2 separate regions of the Mus musculus genome follow, and region 2 is linked to region 1. Evidence: chromatin loops called from intact Hi-C (ENCODE). Cell type or tissue: heart. All regions are shown on one strand. Links, peaks and the distances in the headings refer to the core of each region. The heading gives the core; the rest is flanking DNA.

What was found. Hi-C counts contacts between places; a loop is a spot of excess contacts. Peaks named below come from ENCODE experiments on the same cell type or tissue, not always from the same donor. Only the 100,000 strongest peaks of a DNase experiment are listed, where the experiment ranks them.
Region 2: it touches region 1 in a loop (2.5-fold over the local background); 7 of 42 quality-filtered maps call a loop at or near these places.

Annotation. Positions count from the first base shown.
Region 1 is chr17:24,475,401-24,483,726 of GRCm38, forward strand. Mlst8 (MTOR associated protein, LST8 homolog (S. cerevisiae)) reads right to left here and starts at 3,678. Exons shown (of 9, transcript NM_001252464.1): 1 at 3,612-3,678; 2 at 2,920-3,058; 3 at 2,711-2,762; 4 at 2,463-2,625; 5 at 2,030-2,105; 6 at 1,781-1,933; 7 at 925-1,049; 8 at 646-809; 9 at 1-551. The coding sequence starts at 3,048. The coding sequence ends at 433. Bricd5 (BRICHOS domain containing 5) reads left to right here. Exons shown (of 5, transcript NM_175682.3): 5 at 1-69. In heart, for the core only: CTCF peaks have their summits at 3,320 (motif pointing right) and 3,526; DNase peaks (open chromatin) are centred at 1,171, 2,544, 2,961, 3,421 and 1 weaker place; H3K4me3 peaks cover 2,018 bases; H3K27ac peaks cover 1,982 bases.
Region 2 is chr17:24,663,732-24,672,057 of GRCm38, forward strand. Zfp598 (zinc finger protein 598) reads left to right here and starts at 5,956. Exons shown (of 12, transcript NM_183149.2): 1 at 5,956-6,242. The coding sequence starts at 6,027. In heart, for the core only: CTCF peaks have their summits at 3,918 (motif pointing left), 5,966 (motif pointing right) and 6,165; DNase peaks (open chromatin) are centred at 3,900, 5,940 and 7,820; H3K4me3 peaks cover 3,017 bases; H3K27ac peaks cover 2,438 bases; H3K27me3 peaks cover 765 bases.

The sequences.
Region 1 (8,326 bases), core at 189-8,188:
GCTGGCCAGGTCACCAGTACCTATGGAAGGCAGCTGACAGTAGGGATTAATAAACCCAGATTGCCTGGCCATAATGGTAATTTCTGAAGCAAGTCGGGGTAACATACCTGGAATACAGGCATTAACCTCTGACCTCCTCAACAGTCCCAAGTCCTCTAGGTCTAGTCTCTCTAAAGGAGCAAAGACTCCCAGTCCAGTCTGGCTTAGTGAGTGAGCTTTCTGACAACAAACTGGGCATGGAAAGAGTCCCAGCGTAGAGTAGCCAAAAAGTCTAGGTTGGCCAGGAGGGGCCTGCATAGTCCGGTCAGGTCCAACTGGCCTGACATGCTAACCTGAGAGTCTCACTTGGACCCGGGTATTGTTCAGATACATCCTCTTGGCGTCACTATACCAGGCAGTCCTGATTGCCCAATGCAGCCTCAAGGGCCAAGTCTAACCCAGCACACTGTCATTGAAGGCCAAGCAGACGACAGCTTTCTGATGGCCACCATACTCTCTCTTGATTTCTCCAGTCTCTACACACCAGAGCCGGGCTAGGTTGTCAGAAGAAGCTGTAAGGAGAGATCAGGCAGAAGAGAGCTAAGCAGCTGTGAATGGCCTCTCTAGTGGACTTGGCAATATGGGGATAAGGAGGGCAGGGCTCACCTGTGACAATGTACTGGGAATCCCCTGAGAAGGCACAGCCCCACATCCAGCCACGGGATGACTCTCCAGGGTTACTACTCTTGATGCTAAGCTCTGTCATCAGGGAGAAGTTGGATGTCCTCCAGATTTTACATGTCTGGTCAGCTGAACAGGTGGCAAGAAGCCTGGGGTTGAACATGGGGTGTCTCAGTAGCTACTACTACCTCATATCTACTTACCACACACCAGGTCATGCCCACAGCTTGTAGATTCCCCTTTCCCCCAGGACCGTACACGCACGTGGAATCAGGGCTGAAGCGGCATTGCAGGGCATAGCGTGTATGGGCTGGGATCTTGGTCTTAGGGATGAGCTGAGTCACATCGTCACCAATGCCCCCTGTCAGGTTCCAGACATAGCAGTTTCCCTATAAGATAGGAGGGCAGTCATTCAAAACCCAGACCCTCAGATATGGATTGGGGACACCTGGGCCAAGGCCTGAAGGCCAATGACATCCTGGGTCATGTCTATAGGAAATTTAGCCCCAACAAGGAATCGAGCCCAGCCAGCCAAAAGCAGGAGGTCACACTAGCCAAGTCAAACACAGCTCCCCAGAGGCTGCTGCTGGCCAACAGAGATGTGCAGGAGGGGAGGCAGTAACGAGGACACAGAGATAGATAATGTGACAACCCAAGGATGGGAGGAGGGAGTGCAGATACGTGGGACAAATGATGTTCTGGGATTTAAAAGGAAAATAGGAGACTAGAGATGAGAGCAGGGCCCAAACTAAAGCATCCACAGTCCATGAGGAGTTGCTTCTTAAGGTCTCAGAACAGTGCAGCTTGCCAGGAAGACTAAAGGATACTTGCATGGTTGAAGGGGGGCAGAACAGGCATCCCAGGAAGGCCACAGAGAAACTTATTAGTGTCAAGGATGAGCAAAGCCATGGACTGGAACACGAAAGGAGAAATAACTGGCCCTGATGGGTGGGGCTATGGCAGACCGCAAGGTGGACATGAGGAGTGGTACCCAGGTGCCTGACTTTGGGAGCTGGGTGGAAGCTCAGGGAGGCCTGAGAGAGAACCAGGGAGTCAACTCAAGTGCAGAAGATAAGGGGCTAGGTGCCAAGATGCCCCCGGAGCCACTCCCAGCACTCACGGCACTATTGACGGCTGCCATGTAGCTAGCATCTGGGTCGATGTGAGCAGACGTGATGGAAGACTCAGGCTCGGGAATCAGCTGCTCATTGTGGTCTGTCTTCAGGTCCCAGATGTGGATAGCACCGCTCTGATCACCCACAATGAGTTCTGCCTAGGATGTAGGGGAGGGAGGTGAAATGTAGCAATACTCTTGTCCTCTAAAGTCCCCACCCCACCCCTGACACCTGGCCCCATGAGCATTCCTCACCTGGTTGGGATGCAGACACACGCAATTAATGGGTGCGTTCACCTGGAAGATACGCTGACACTGCAAGTTCCGGGACCTGTGGGGAGTTAAGGTTACACATGGCTTCTAATGGATTTGATCCATGCCTCTACCAAAAGCCCCCATTCTCTGCTCAAAGGAGTTGCTTCTACCTTAGGAGAAATGGTTGTGAAGTTTAGCTCTTTCTCCACAAGCTTGAGGTCAGTGAAAAGGGAAGGAAAGTCTGGCCCCCTAGCCTCAAGGCAAGGCTAGCTCTCTGATGTAATTCTATTCTGCTTTCTACCTTCCCTCCATCGCCCGCTCAACCCCTCTTGCACTAAGACTAACTGATTGCAGAATAGCCTGCCCACAGACAATCCCCTGGCCTGCCCACTCCCCGGGCAGCCGTCCTCTTCAGCCCAACACACAACACCACCTGAGGTCCCAGATGCGAGCTGTGCAGTCCTCGCCACCTGTATACATCCAGCGACCATCCTCGTGAAAGCCCACTGATGCAATGTTCTTACTGACTCCGTCATAACTGATGATGGGGTTGGGGTTATTGGAGTTGAGATCATACATGCGGATATGTTGGTAACCTAGGGACACAGGGGGAATTGAAGCATGGGTGTGCCAGGTAGAACTACGGCCAGTAAAGGGTCAGAGGTCGAGAATCTCAGGTACCTGCAGCAGCAATCATGCTTCGGTCCGGAGTAATCTCCAATGCATTTACCTGCTGAGCATGTTAAGGATAACAGGAAGAGAACCCAGAGAGGGAAACCTTGGGGCTACAAGGCCATCAAGACCTCCACCACCTGGCCTGAGTTTCCCCAAACACATATCATTCATACTTAATTCTGGCCAGCACCATCCTGCTGCCAAGAGGAGGATACAGAGTCCTGATGCTGCACTGTTCGAGTGCAGATTCCACTGTGAGCCTGCCAAAAGCGCACCGTGTGGTCATAGCCTGCAGTTGCTAAGATGACAGGGTCACTGCCCACTGTGCCTGGGGTGGTATTCATTGTTTGATGGCTGGAGAAAAAAAATGAGACCTGCACTGGGCCAAGAGGTGATAAGTAAGGTCCAAAGGTCAAAACGTTTGGAGAGAAAAGATGTACGCATAACAATCTGCACACTACAGTGTACCGGTATTAACTTCACTTTAAAACTAAGAAAAATAAGAGTGTTCAGGGTCACGCTGACAGTCTCAAAAAAAAAGACTCCGGCTACTTTGCTCCCGGGAGAGTGTTCCTTCAGCTTCACCCTCACGCTTGGAGACGCCACCTCGCCAGCAGCCAGCAGGAGGCAGTCACACGCAGAAGGCCATCGCCCGGGCGCCGTCTCTCGCAAGGGTAGGCAACGCATGCGCATGGCGACTAAGGAAAAGCCCGGCACTGCTGCTGCTGAGCATGCGTAGTTGACCGGCACTGGGATCGGATGGGTGGGGGCGCTATCTGGCAGGACCCCCGCGCTCCCCAGTGCTCTGCACACCGCCCTGGCTCTGTGTTACCGGCCCGATTACCCCGACCGCACTCTCCTAGCCACCCAGTGGTCGGTAGCAGCCCTCATCCCGTGTCCCCCGTACCTTAACACACGCTCTGCACTCTGCCTTAGTCCAGGACGGCGAGGCGAGGAGGAGCTAGTCGATAGAAGCCGGGCCGAGCGTAGAGCTATCGATAGTAACTCCGGGCGAGACCATGGGTCCGGGGAGTGGGGGAGTTGAAAGGGATACCAGAGTTCTGAGACGAAGAACTCCAGAAGTGATCGTGCTCAGAATGGCCATCAGCCGCGACGCCACCCTTCAACTCACTGGGAACTACAGCCATGGTACTGCTGCCTATTTTCCAGACTTGGCTCCCAGAAGGAATTACACTGTCGTCGTCCCTCCACCCCCCGCAGACATACACAATCACCTACCCTACCAACCAAGCTAGAATTTCTAGGTAATGCAAAATTTTCAGATAAAAATCATTTTTTCTTTTCTTTTTTCCTTCCTTCCTAGCTTTTCTCTCTTTCCTTCTTTCTTTCTTTCTTTCTTTCTTTCTTTCTTTCTTTCTTAATTTCTTAATTTCTTAATTTCTCTCTCTCTCTTTTTCTTTTAGTATAGGCATATCTCAAACACTGTACTAAAAGAATTACTTTCTTACAAGAAGTTTGAATGCAACTGGGCAGTCTGTTACTTCTATTTGCTTTATCTGGTAGCCATAGTCTAGACCCTTTCAGCCTGATCCTGAGGGCACATAAGCTAGCCCAGAAACTCGTTTAAAACTGCAGACTCTCATGCCTCCATTTTTTAAAATTTTTAATAATACTTTTTATTTAACCCAATATATAAAAATATTCTTTTAACACATTCAACATAAATATTTTGTGCTTTTTTATTTTAAACTGAAATATAGTGTGCATCATGTTCTTGTGAATAGTTTCAATTTAGACTAGATAGATACATTACAAGCACTCAACAGCTTTATGTGTCTACTAAATAACATTGAACAGATAGGTGTAGAACATCTGATTCAAGAACAGCAAATTAGCCGGGTGGTGGTGGCGGCGCAGCCTTTAATCCCAGCACTTGGGAGGCAGAGGCATATAGGAGAGAATAATATTTATATTCCTAGCTGGGGAAAGCCTAGCTGGAATATAAATATTATTCTCTCCTATATTACATCCCAACTGCAGTTTCCTCTTCCTCCCCTCCCCCAAGCCTCTCCTCTCCTCTCTCCTCTCTCCCAGATTCACCCCACCACCACCACCACCAAGTACTTCCCCTCAGGAAAGAGCAGGCCTCCCAGGGACATCAACCAAACACACACAAGCTACAATAAAACCAGGCACATACTATCACTTTAAAGCTGAAAGAGGCAACCCAGCAAGAGGAGAAGGATCTCAGGCAGCAGAGTCAGGGACAGCCCAGCCCTGTTAGGATTCCAGAACACCAAGCTTATATGCAGAGGACCTAGGTCAGAGCCTTAGCAGCTCTCTGACTCTGCAAGACCCCAGGAGGTCCACCGGCCCCTCTGTGTTCTTGTGGTGTTCCTGACCCCTCTAGTTCTTCTAATCCCCCCCCCCTCCTCTGCAGGACTCCAAACTCCGCCTAGTATTTGGTTGTGGCACTCTGCATCTGTCCCCATCAGTGGCTAGGTGAAGTCTCTCTGGTCTCTTGGTGACAATTCTGCTATCATGCCTCCATTTTTATTACCCAGCTCTACAAAGTTGTCCTTGCTTTCTCATGATCTCTTCCCACTGCACCAGTAGATGGGGCTGCAACCCCCTTTCCCTCTAGCCACAGAGAGGGTAAGTCCAGCTCCTTAGCCAAGGCCGGTTCCCCTGTCTACACACCCAGGTTCCTGGTCATAGACACCCTCTTCCTATATCTCTCCCCAGTCCCTGTTTTACCTCCTTAGCATATTTTTAATATGGATTTTTGGTTTGGTTGCTCTGTAGACCAGGCTAACCTCGAACTCAAGAGAACTGCCAGCCTCTACCTCCCAAGTGCTTGGATTAAATGCATGGGCACAGACTCCCTCCTAGGTGTGTTTTGTATGTTTGTTTGTTTGTTTGTTTGTTTTTCTTTTTTTTTTCGAGACAGGGTTTCTCTGTATAGCCCTGGCTGTTCTGGAACTCACTTTGTAGACCAGGCTGGCCTTGAACTCAGAAATCCGCCTGCCTCTGCCTCCTGAATGCTGGGATTTAAGGCGTGCGCCACCACGCCCGGCTGTTTGTTTTTCAATCGGGATTTCTTTGATAACGTATAGTAACTTCAAATTTACAATGTAGCCAAGAATGACCTTGAACTTCAGGTCCCCTCTCCATCTCCTGAGTACTGAGATTACAGGTGGCTGTGTCACCACACCCAGTTTTATACAGTATTGGGGATCTAACACAGGGCTTTGCACATCAAATACTAGGCAAAAATAACTTCTGTTTCAATGCTAGCTCCAGCTTCCCTCATAGCATGGGCGCGTGCGTGCGCGCGCGCGCGCGCGCACACACACACACACACACACACACACACACACAATTCCAATACTCTCCTTACAGCTAAAATTCTCTCTCCTTCAAAAGGCCTCCCTTCCCATCTCCCCCTCAGCTCTCTGGGAAAATTCCTCAAGGCCACTGCCTTTGTCACACTTGGTTGATACATTCTTTCCACCTCTTGACCCTTGTGTACTGTGGTTTACAGAAAAATCTCATCTCACCCTTGTGCCTGAGCACCAGCACTGGATCTACTGTAGTAGTCTCTCTTCTTGGCCCCATCCCGCTCTGGACATGCTACCACTTTTTTTCTTGACCTTGCCCTAGGCTCTGTGGCTTCCCATGCCATCTTTATCCTGGTGTCTGGCCACGATCTCCAGCTCCCAGACTCTTGAAAGCACATCTGATTTTCTGTTACATATTGGAGATTTAACTCAGTACTTGCCTAGCAAGCACAAGGCCCTGGGGTGGGGGGCGGCACATATGGCACATAAATGCCAAAAAGAGGACACCATCTTCATTCAATGCCTAACCCAGTAGCCCCTCTATGAACAGTGTCCAACAATAGGTTATAGCTAGCTATCTTCCAGTATGTCCCTTATCTTTGCCCTTCTCAGCCACCAATTTCACCACCCACTCTTCACATAGTTTTTTAGTTGGTTTTTGTTTTTTTAAGGCAGGGTTTCTTTGTGTAACCCTGGCTGTTCTGGACTTGATTTGTAGACCAGGCCTCAAACTCAGAGATCTGCCTGCCTCTGCCTCCGGAGTCCTGGGATTAACACCATGCCCCATCATGCTTGACTTCCTCACAAGTTTTTTTTTTAATATTTATTTATTTTATGTATATGAGTACATTGTAGCTTCATGGTTGTGAGCCTTCATGTGGTTGAGAATTGAATTTTAGAACCTCTGCTCACTCAGTCTCTGCCCAAAGATTTATTTATTATTATACACAAGTACACTGTAGCTGTCTTCAGACAGACCAGAAGAGAGCGTCAGATCTCACTACAGGTGGTTTCTGGGATTTGAACTCAGGACCTTCAGAAGAGCAGTCAGTGCTCTTACCCGCTGAGCCATCTCGCCAGCCCTCCTCATGACTTTTTAAGTCGTGCTCTAGTCCCCATTTAACAGTCAACCCACTAACCAGGCTTGGTGGCACACGCCTTTAATCCTAACACTTGGGAGGCAGAGGCAGGCAGATTTCTGAGTTCGAGGCCAGCCTGGTCTACAGAGTGAGTTCCAGGACAACCAGGGCTACACAGAGAAACCCTGTCTCAAAACAGTCAACCCACTTACCACACCCCCTTCTTCTCCTCTTCTCTGTAACTTCATCTAGACTGGTTAGAACTTGCTCCATGACCAAAGATAGCCTTGACCCTTTCCTCTACCACTCAAGTGCTGGAATCACAGATGCCTTGTCCAGTCGTTTACAAACTGAAATCTGGCCTTACCAACCAACAAGAGTCTTCAGGGGTCCCAGAAACCTGGGTGTGGCCCCTACCTCTGCCTGAGTGCCACCCCCTCCCCTGTCTCCAGGCCACTAGCTCAGCAGAGGTTTCTCACCTCACCACACCCATTCTTTTTTTGTTGTTTTTTGTTTGTTTGTTTGTTTGTTTTCGAGTCAGGGTTTCTCTGTGTAGCCCTGGCTGTCCTGGAACTCATTCTGTAGACCAGGCTGGCCTTGAACTCAGAAATCCACCTGCCTCTGCCTCCCGAGTGCTGGAATTAAAGGCGTGCGCCACCACTGCCTGGCACCACAGCCATTCTTAGATCTAAGCCTGTGCTTAGAGTTTTCTTCCTCCACCTCTTCTAGCCAGCTCTTGGCTTTTAGCTTATTCCCTTTGATTTCATGAGCTTGCTCTTTGTGGGACTCTGCACTGTTTCAGATGAAATCACACAGCATAAGCTTACCCCTTTATTAAAGGTTTGTTTTTATTTATAGGTATGTGTGTCCGTCCATATTAGCATGCATACATGCATGCAGGTACCCCTTGAGTTAGGGGTTACAGATGCTTCTGAGCTGCCTGAGATGGGTACTGGGAACTGAACTCAGGTCCTCTACAAAACCAGCCATTGCACGTAACTGATAAGCCATCTCTTCAGTCCTCAAATTGGCCATTTAAATTGAATAGGTTAGGCCAGGGATGCAAATCTGTGGGTCATAACCTGCCTGACACATTCTAGGCCAGCTCAGAAGTACAAATAAAAACCAAGTGAACAATTTAGTCAACATGTCACATTTGTAATGCTGGCACTAGGGAAGCTGAATCATGAGAATCATGAGTTCAAGGCCAGCATTACTGGGATACATCATAAGATTCAGCA
Region 2 (8,326 bases), core at 177-8,176, 190 kb after region 1:
GTGTGCACACATGTGCACATCATGCATGCCATGATGTGCAAACGGGAGCTGGCAGACAGCCTGAAGGAGTCAGTGCTTTCCCTCCCCCACGCAGGTCCCAGTTAGCTCTACCTACTGAGCCATCCCAAAGGCCCTTATTCGGATTCTAGACCCCTCCCTCGTGAATACTTTATTCATTTTTGCTTTACATGTTGAGTATTTTTCCTTCATATCTGTACTCTACATGCATGTCTGGTGCCCACAGAGGTCAGAAGACGGTGTCAGATCCCCTGGACCAGGAGTTACAGATGGTTGTGAGCCACCACATGGGTTGCTGAGAAGCCAACCCAGGCCCTCTGCAAGAACAGCAAGTGCTTTCAACCACTGCATCTCTCCAGCACTGCACTATGTGTGTAATCCAGGCTCATGTGTTAGAGGACAACCCGAGGGAGTTGGTCGCTCCTGTACCTTTGATAGCATGTATGTAAGTGAACTGTGCCCACACCTGCTGCCTTGCAGAGGTCAGACCCAGAGGGTGTGGATGGTTGTGAGTCACAATGTGGGTGCTGAGGAAAGCTGCAGTGTTGGGTCTTGCCTCCCACTTTGTCTGAGGCAGGATCTCTTCATTATTCAACACTGCATGTGCCAGGCTGGTTGGCCTGAAGGCTTCTGGGCATTCTTGTCTCTACCTACACAGCACTGGGATTACAAGATACTCAGCTGCTGCTGCTTCTGCTGCTCTTCCTCCTCCTCTCATCATCATCATCATCATGGGTATAATGGGTATGTATGTTAGGTTGTTTGTGAAGGTTGCACTAGAACTTTCAGGAGTTGGTTCTCCATTCTACCATGGGAGGGACACAGGGATGGGTTCTTTTGTCTGCCAATTAAAGACTTAAAAGACAGGAGAAGAGCGCCAGGCACACACCTTTAGTCCCAGCACTCAGATGACACAGGCAGACAGATTTCTTTGATTTTGAGGCCACTACATAGGGAGTTCAAGGACAGCTGGGGTCACATAAAGAGACTGTCTCAAAAATATTTTTCATATAATATATATGTATTATATATATATGGAGGGGGAAGACTGTAGAGATGGCTCAGTAGTTAAGAGGATCTGTTACTCTTGCAGAGGCCAAGGGTTCAATTCCCAGCACCCACAAGGAGGCTCACATCCATACTCTTTAGTTCCAGTGGCTCTGACTTCAGCCTCTGATCTCTGCAGGCACCAGGCATGGACACAGAATACTTACACACATGCAGACAGACATTTGCAGACATAAAAAAAAAAAAAAAAAAGGAAAGAAAGAAGTACTACTGGAAATCTTTTTTTGTTTTTTGTTTTGTTTGTTTGTTTGTTTTTGTTTTTCGAGACAGGGTTTCTCTGTATAGCCCTGGCTGTCCTGCAACTCACTTTGTAGACCAGGCTGGCCTCGAACGTAGAAATCTGCCTGTCTCTGCCTCTCAAGTGCTGGGATTAAAGGTGTGAGCCACCACGCCCAGCCACTCCTACTGGAAATCTTGAGAAGTCCTGCCACATGTTAAGGAGAAAATCATGGTCCTCACTTGGGTGTTCCTAGTCTCATTAATAAAATAATGGAAGTGTGGACACGAATGAAAACAGAAGGTCAAAGACTCAAATAAAGCCTTTGGACAGTTTATTCATGATTAAGAGAAAAACCTTAGGGCAGGCAAGCTGAGGCCAGCCTGGTCTACAGAGTGAGTTCCAGGACAGCCAGGGCTACAGAGAAACCCTGTCTCAAAAAAAACAAAAAGAAAAAAAAAAGAAAGAAAGAAAATAACCAAACCCAATGGTAGCTCATAGAAACTACACTCAAGGTAGGAATTGTGGAAAGGAAATGTGTATGAAGGTGAACCTGCACAAACTGGGGCACTGAGGCAGGAGAATCTCTGTGAATTAAAGGTCACCCTGGTCTTCAAAGTGAGTTCCAGGGCAGATAGCTAAGGCTGTTACACAGGGAAACCCTGTCACAAACAAACAAACAAACAAAAAACAGAGGAGAGAGAGAGAGAGAGAGAGAGAGAACCTGCCATCTGCTGACCCTGAGTGGTCTCGCTGCCTTAACACTTAGAGGAATAAGAGGCACGCAAGCATGCAGATCTTTATAGGTTCCAAGGACTGACCTCAGTTCTTCAGCATTGTCCCTGCTGAGCCACCACACCAACCCCACACAATGCTCAGTGTCCTAGTGTCCCATTGCTGTGATTTCTGCCCTGTGCTCCGAATGTCAAAGTGAAGAAATTCAATGAAGCCCGGGTAAACGGCAGGAGTAACTATGACTCTCTTAAGGTAGCCAAATGCCTCGTCATCTAATTAGTGACGCGCATGAATGGATGAGATTCCCACTGTTCCTACATACTATCCAGAGAAAACACAGGCAAGGGAACGGGCTTGGCACACGCCTTTAATTCCAGCACTCGGGAGGCAGAGGCAGGCAGATTTCTGAGTTCGAGGCCAGCCTGGTCTGCAAAGTGAGTTCCAGGACAGCCAGGGCTATACAGAGAAACCCTGTCTTGAAAAGAAAAAAGTGTTTACTTTTAATTTATTTTGAATGGGTGCTCTATCTGTACACCCCAGTGCCAGAAGAAGGCATCGGATCCCATTATAGATGGTTGTGAGCCACCATGTGGTTGTTGGGATTGAATTTAGGACTTCTGGAAGAGGTCTTAACTGCTGAGCCATTTCTCTGCAGCCCCCAAAAGGAAGTGTTTAATTGGCCCTTGCTTACAGTTTCAGAGGCTTAGTCCACTGTCACCGTGGTGGGGAGTATCACACAGCAAGCACTGGTCTAGTTCCTAACCCCTCCAAGAGGGCTTCCCTTCTTCTTCTTCTTTTCTTTTCTTTCTTTTTTTTTTTGGGGGGGGGGGAGCAGGGTTTTTTTGTGTAGCTCTGGCTGTCCTGGAACTCACTCTGCAGACCAGGCTGGCCTGAACTTAGAAATCCACCTTCGTCTGCCTCCCAACTGCTGGAATTAAAGGCATGTGCCACCACTGCCAGGCAAGGGTTTCCCTTGATATTTGCTGTTGTCTAGGGAGTCCTTCGTGCTTCCTTTGGCTCTTTCAGTCTCTTTTACGGTTGTGTTGTTGTGTTTTTTTGTTTGTTTGTCTGTCTGTTTGTTTGTTTTTTTTTTTTTTGGTACATTTTGTTTTTACCCAGATCTCTCTACATGGCCCTGGGTGTCCAAGAGCTCGTGTAGATCAAGCCTGGGTCATTTGTCTTTCTGGTTTTGTTTCGTTTTGTTTTTTGAGACACAGGGTTTCTCTGTGTAGCCCTGGTTGTCCTGGAATTCTCTCTGTAGATCAGGCTGGCCTCCGACTCAGAAGAGATGTGCCTGTCACCACTGTCTGCATCCATTTGTCTTTTATCCTACAGGCTCTTTATGAATCTGTGAAGCAAAATGTTTGCATGCAGTTCCCCTCTGACCTGTCAAACCATGGACTGCATGACTGTGCATTTCCCAATGTGCTGGGCAGCTGTGCTGTCACAGTACCACAGCTACTCATCTGCTCTTTCTCATGCTACCAATTCAGTCAGCTCTATTAAAAACAGGCAAGAAGAGCTGGGCGTGGTGGCGCACGCCTTTAATCCCAGCACTCGGGAGGCAGAGGCAGAGGCAGGCGGATTTCTGAGTTCGAGGCCAGCCTGGTCTACAAAGTGAACTCCAGGACAGCCAGGGCTATACAGAGAAAACCTGTCTCGAACCCCCCCCCCCAAAAAAAAAAAAAAACAGGCAAGAAAAACCCCTGTAGAGATGCCTTTTACTAAATCTAAACCGGCAACACAAGAGGTAGGAGAGGAGAGCTTTCGCGTGACTCACGGCCTGAGCTGGAACAGCCAGTCTGCTTACCTGGCTAGAGAATGTTTATGCCAATCACAGCCTTGTCTCCTCAGTCACAGTAGGCCCTCTGCTGGCCAATCATGGGAAATAGTCCTCCTTTCTAGCCTGAGATGACTACAGGGTCATCTAGAGTTCCAGGTGTGTAGGTTTAAAAATGTCTGGTGTAGCCGGGCAGTGGTGGCTCACACCTTTAATCCATCCCAGCACTTGGGAAGCAGAGGCAAGGGGATTTCTGAGTTTGAGGCCAGCCTGGTCTACAGAGTGAGTTCCAGGACAGCCAGAGCTACACAGAGAAACCCTGTCTCGGAAAAAAAAGAAAAAAAAAGTCTGGTGTGAACTGTTTCAAACAGCTCTCTGATTGAGGCTGTGCCTTTAGGAGAGGGATAATCAACTCTGTTCACTGCGTTGTTTTCTCAGGTGTCTAAGGAGTGTTCAGAATGGTGGCAGATGGGTAGTCTGGCTGGCTGGCTGACTAAAAAAAAAGCCAGGGCAGCAAAGGGTGAGGCCAAAAGCTGTCAATTAGGAAGCCACATTCACCATCCCTCAGCCTGTACTTATTTGCACAAACTGGGACAATAAAGTACTTGCCATCAGCATCTAACGAGCTTATCATTAACATTCAATTGTCATCTTAACAGAAATGTTTTCATTTTTTAAAATTTATTTTTATTTTCTATGGACGTGTTTTGCTTTCCTGCCTGTGTACCACGTGTGTGCCTGGTGCCCTCAGAGACCAGAAGATATTAAACCTCCTGGAACTGGTTGTGAGCCTTCATGTGGTGCTGGGAATTGAACCTAGGACTTCTGCAAGAAAAGCTAGTGCTCTTAATTGTTGAGCCATCTCTCCAGTCCTCCATTTTAACAGATTTTTTTTTTTTTGAGACAGTGTCTCACTTCTACGTAGCCATGGCTGGCCTGAAACTATGTTGACCAGGCTGACTTCAAAACTTACAAAGTCTATGCCTGTGAGTGCTAGGATGAAAGGTATGTGACCACACCCTGTCATTTTAACAATACTTAGCCCTGCCCAGTTGCCTAAGAAAGGTAAATCCCCCTATCTGTCCGAAGATGGCAAATGTAGCCCGGTCTGCTTTACATAGTTGGTATGGCGACCCCAGTTTTACAAATGAGGTTATAGGCTTCAGTGGGGCAACCTAGTTCAGAAGCATGTAAGTCTAGGTACCAGGATTAGGGGTTTAAGTCATTTCTGATTCTAGCTAGCCATAGGCACTCTGGGGTCACACACACAATATACTGACTCTTTCTAGAAAGGGTTCAGATTTGGACCCATCTCGCTTCATCAGAAATCCGGAGACCGCCCAACAGCTGCAGACTTGAAGCCTCCGGTTCACTACTATCCACTCAAGCACCTCTGGGTGCTTCCCTTTCCTACATACTATGTCTGGCTGGATGTGTCTGTCTTACAACCAAGAAAACACGAGGTCCCTTCTCTAGTGGGATTGGGTGAGAATGTCTGGATGTCCTGATGTCAGAGGCTTATGTTCCAAACACAAGAGAGGTGCAGGGCTATAGAAAGGTTCCTAAAAATTTGTCGGATTCAGTCATTACTAGCTGAATTACTTATGTATGTATTTTGTGCTGGGAATGGAACCTAGGCACGGTAGGCAAGTCTCTGCCACTAAGCTATGTTCCCAGGACATCCAGTGAAATTTGCATTTAAGATACAAACATACTACATACTACGTCCAAGTAATGTTTGTGTGATACTTAGCTTAAGACTGATCGAGCCGGGCATAGTGGCGCATGCCTTTAATCCCAGCACTTGGGAGGCAGAGGCAGGCGAATTTCTGAGTTCGAGGCCAGCCTGGTGTACAGAGTGAGTTCCAGGACAGCCAGGGCTACACAGAGAAACCCTGTCTCGAAAAACAAACCACAGTTCGTGTTTTATCGGAAATGATGCTGGAAACCCTGTAGCTCCTCCGGCGTTTCCAGAGCTTGCGTCGGCGAAGGCGGAGAGACTCCGCATTTAAATGACTGGAAAGGCTTGAGCAGCAGTCATGAGCGAATGGCAGCTCTGTACAACACCAGGCCCGGGCGGAAGTCGCAGTGCGCACTTCCGCCAGGCGGGCGGTTGCCTGAGGGCAGTGACGTCGACGGAAGGGGCGGGTCCGCCGGGAGCCAGGCCGCGCTGTGCCGCGCCGGCCAGGAGGGGGCCGGAGCCCGGCCATGGCGGCGGCGGCGGGCGCCGAGGGGCGGCGCGCGGCTCTGGAGGCGGTGGCAGCGCCGGAGCGGGGCGGCGGGAGCTGCGTGCTGTGCTGCGGTGACCTGGAGGCTACGGCGCTGGGCCGCTGCGATCACCCGGTGTGCTACCGGTGCTCTACCAAGATGCGGGTGCTGTGCGAGCAGCGCTACTGCGCCGTGTGCCGCGAGGAGCTGCGCCAGGTGCGCCAGCGGGGCGCGCGACGGGGCGCGGGGAGGGCGGACTCCTGATGGCTTTGCCTGCTCGGTGTCCGGCCGCGGCCTGGCCTCACCCGCTCCCTCCGGAGGCCGGGTGGTCGGTCGGGGCGCCATGCGATCACCGGGCCTCCTGGGGCTGGGAGAAGCCAGAGGCGGCCGGGCTGGGGAAGGAGGAGCGATGTCTGTGGGAACTCTAAGCCTGGGGACTTTTCCCTATGACCTGGCTGCGGGAAGGGCAAGGTCAGGTCGAGAGCCCTCCTGTCTGTGAATCTTAATTTTTTCGGGATCGTCACTGAGGAGGAGCAGACAGCCAGGGGGAACCTCCAGACACTGTCTATTCTGGAAGCTGACTGCTCTGGAAAAAAAGGGTTAAACTGGACATTTCCAGACTAGTTGGGCTTCTGGGCCCCACCGGTGATCCTTAGCTCCTGAGACAGCGTTTCCATTTGTAGAGTGGAGGTGATACCAGGACCTGATTCCTAGGTGCTTGGTGGTCCACAATTTTAGGAAGTTTTCCTCCTCGTTACTAGTTCTAGCTTTGAGGCTTCCTTCCAGAGTGGTGGGAAGAGGATGTTTCTGGCTGTCTAGACTTGGAAATCCCGAAGGGGGTCAGAGGACTCCAGCAATGCCAGCCTTTGATGGGGAGTATCCAGCTGAACCTCCCTTGGTTTGCTGCCCGTAGAGATCTGTTTGCTTCCAGAATTGTGAAATTACCTTGGTTGGTTCGTGGAAGGTTTTGGCTAGTGGCTTCTGCCAGGGAATCACCCTTTCCTGTTCTTAGAAGTGATGCAGAGATAGAAATGATGCCAAAATTTTGAGTTTTTTTTTTTTTTTTTCTTTTCTTTCTGACCTTTTTCTTTCTCGTTGAGATAGGGTCTCACTATGTAGTCCTGGCTGGCCTGGAACTTGTTATGTAGAACCAGTATCTGCCTCCTGATTTCTGAGATTAAAGGCAGTGCACCACCATATCCCGTATTTGAGACAGGGCCTGTAGCTCTGGCAGTCCTGGAACTCATTCTCTAGACCAGACTGGCCTTGAAGTCACACAGATCCACCTGCCTCTACCTCCTGAGGGCTAGGTCATTCTCCACCATACCCAGCACACCCAGCTTTTCTTTCTTGATATTTATGTCAAAAGACTCAGCTGGAATCTGGAACATTCCCTAAGCATCTATGTCATACTGGGGAAGAGGGACTAGAAGACCCCAGACATAGTGTGGTGGAAGGAGCCTTACCCTACTGGATGAGATCTGGGGTTTAGAAACATCTCTGGAAGCTTTTGGCTGGTGTCCTACTCAGGGTCTTGCTGGGGCTTTGCTGGCCAGTCGTGCACACGCTGATGGGAAGGTCTGACACGGGTTTTGAGCACACATACCTGTAGCTTCCTTCTAGGAAGGGAGACATTTTGTAGGTCCTTATGTACGTCGTCCTGGCCTGGGCTCTGGGTCTCACTCAGGAAGTGAGTGAACATACATACATATGTCAGCTGTAGCCAGTGTCTGCCCTCCCTCAGTCTTCCTGAGCCTCACACCTCTAAGAGCTCTGTGGCAGGGGCTTTTGACATGAGCTGTTAGCTTGCCCTGGCTGGGATGTGGTTTGACACTCTGTGCCCCTGGCTAAGCCTGGGCGTCCTCTTAGACTTGTACCACCATGCTGGGCAGCAGGAGCTCTTTGGGAAGTGGGGTGAGATGGTAGCTGTCCAGCTCAGCCTCACCGTTTATCCTGATTCCCTCCACTTGTAACCTAGCGCCTTCACCCTTGTCCCTTACTGAGTCTTGTATTACCCTTTGAATATGTCCTGAATTCCAGAATTCCACAATGACTTAGTCCCTTCATGTGACTAAAAATTAGGAGGGATGTTTGTTAAGATGTTATATAAAGCTGGATGGGGGTGGCACACACCTTTAATCCCAGCATTCTGTAGCACAAGCAGGCAGATCTCTGAGTTCATGGCCAAGCCTGGTCTACAGAATGAGTTTGGACAGAAACTGCCTTAAACAAAACAAATGTGTTGAAGGGCCAGTTTCCTTTGCTGTGACACCTTGTATAGGCTTCGGGTAGGGGGCGGT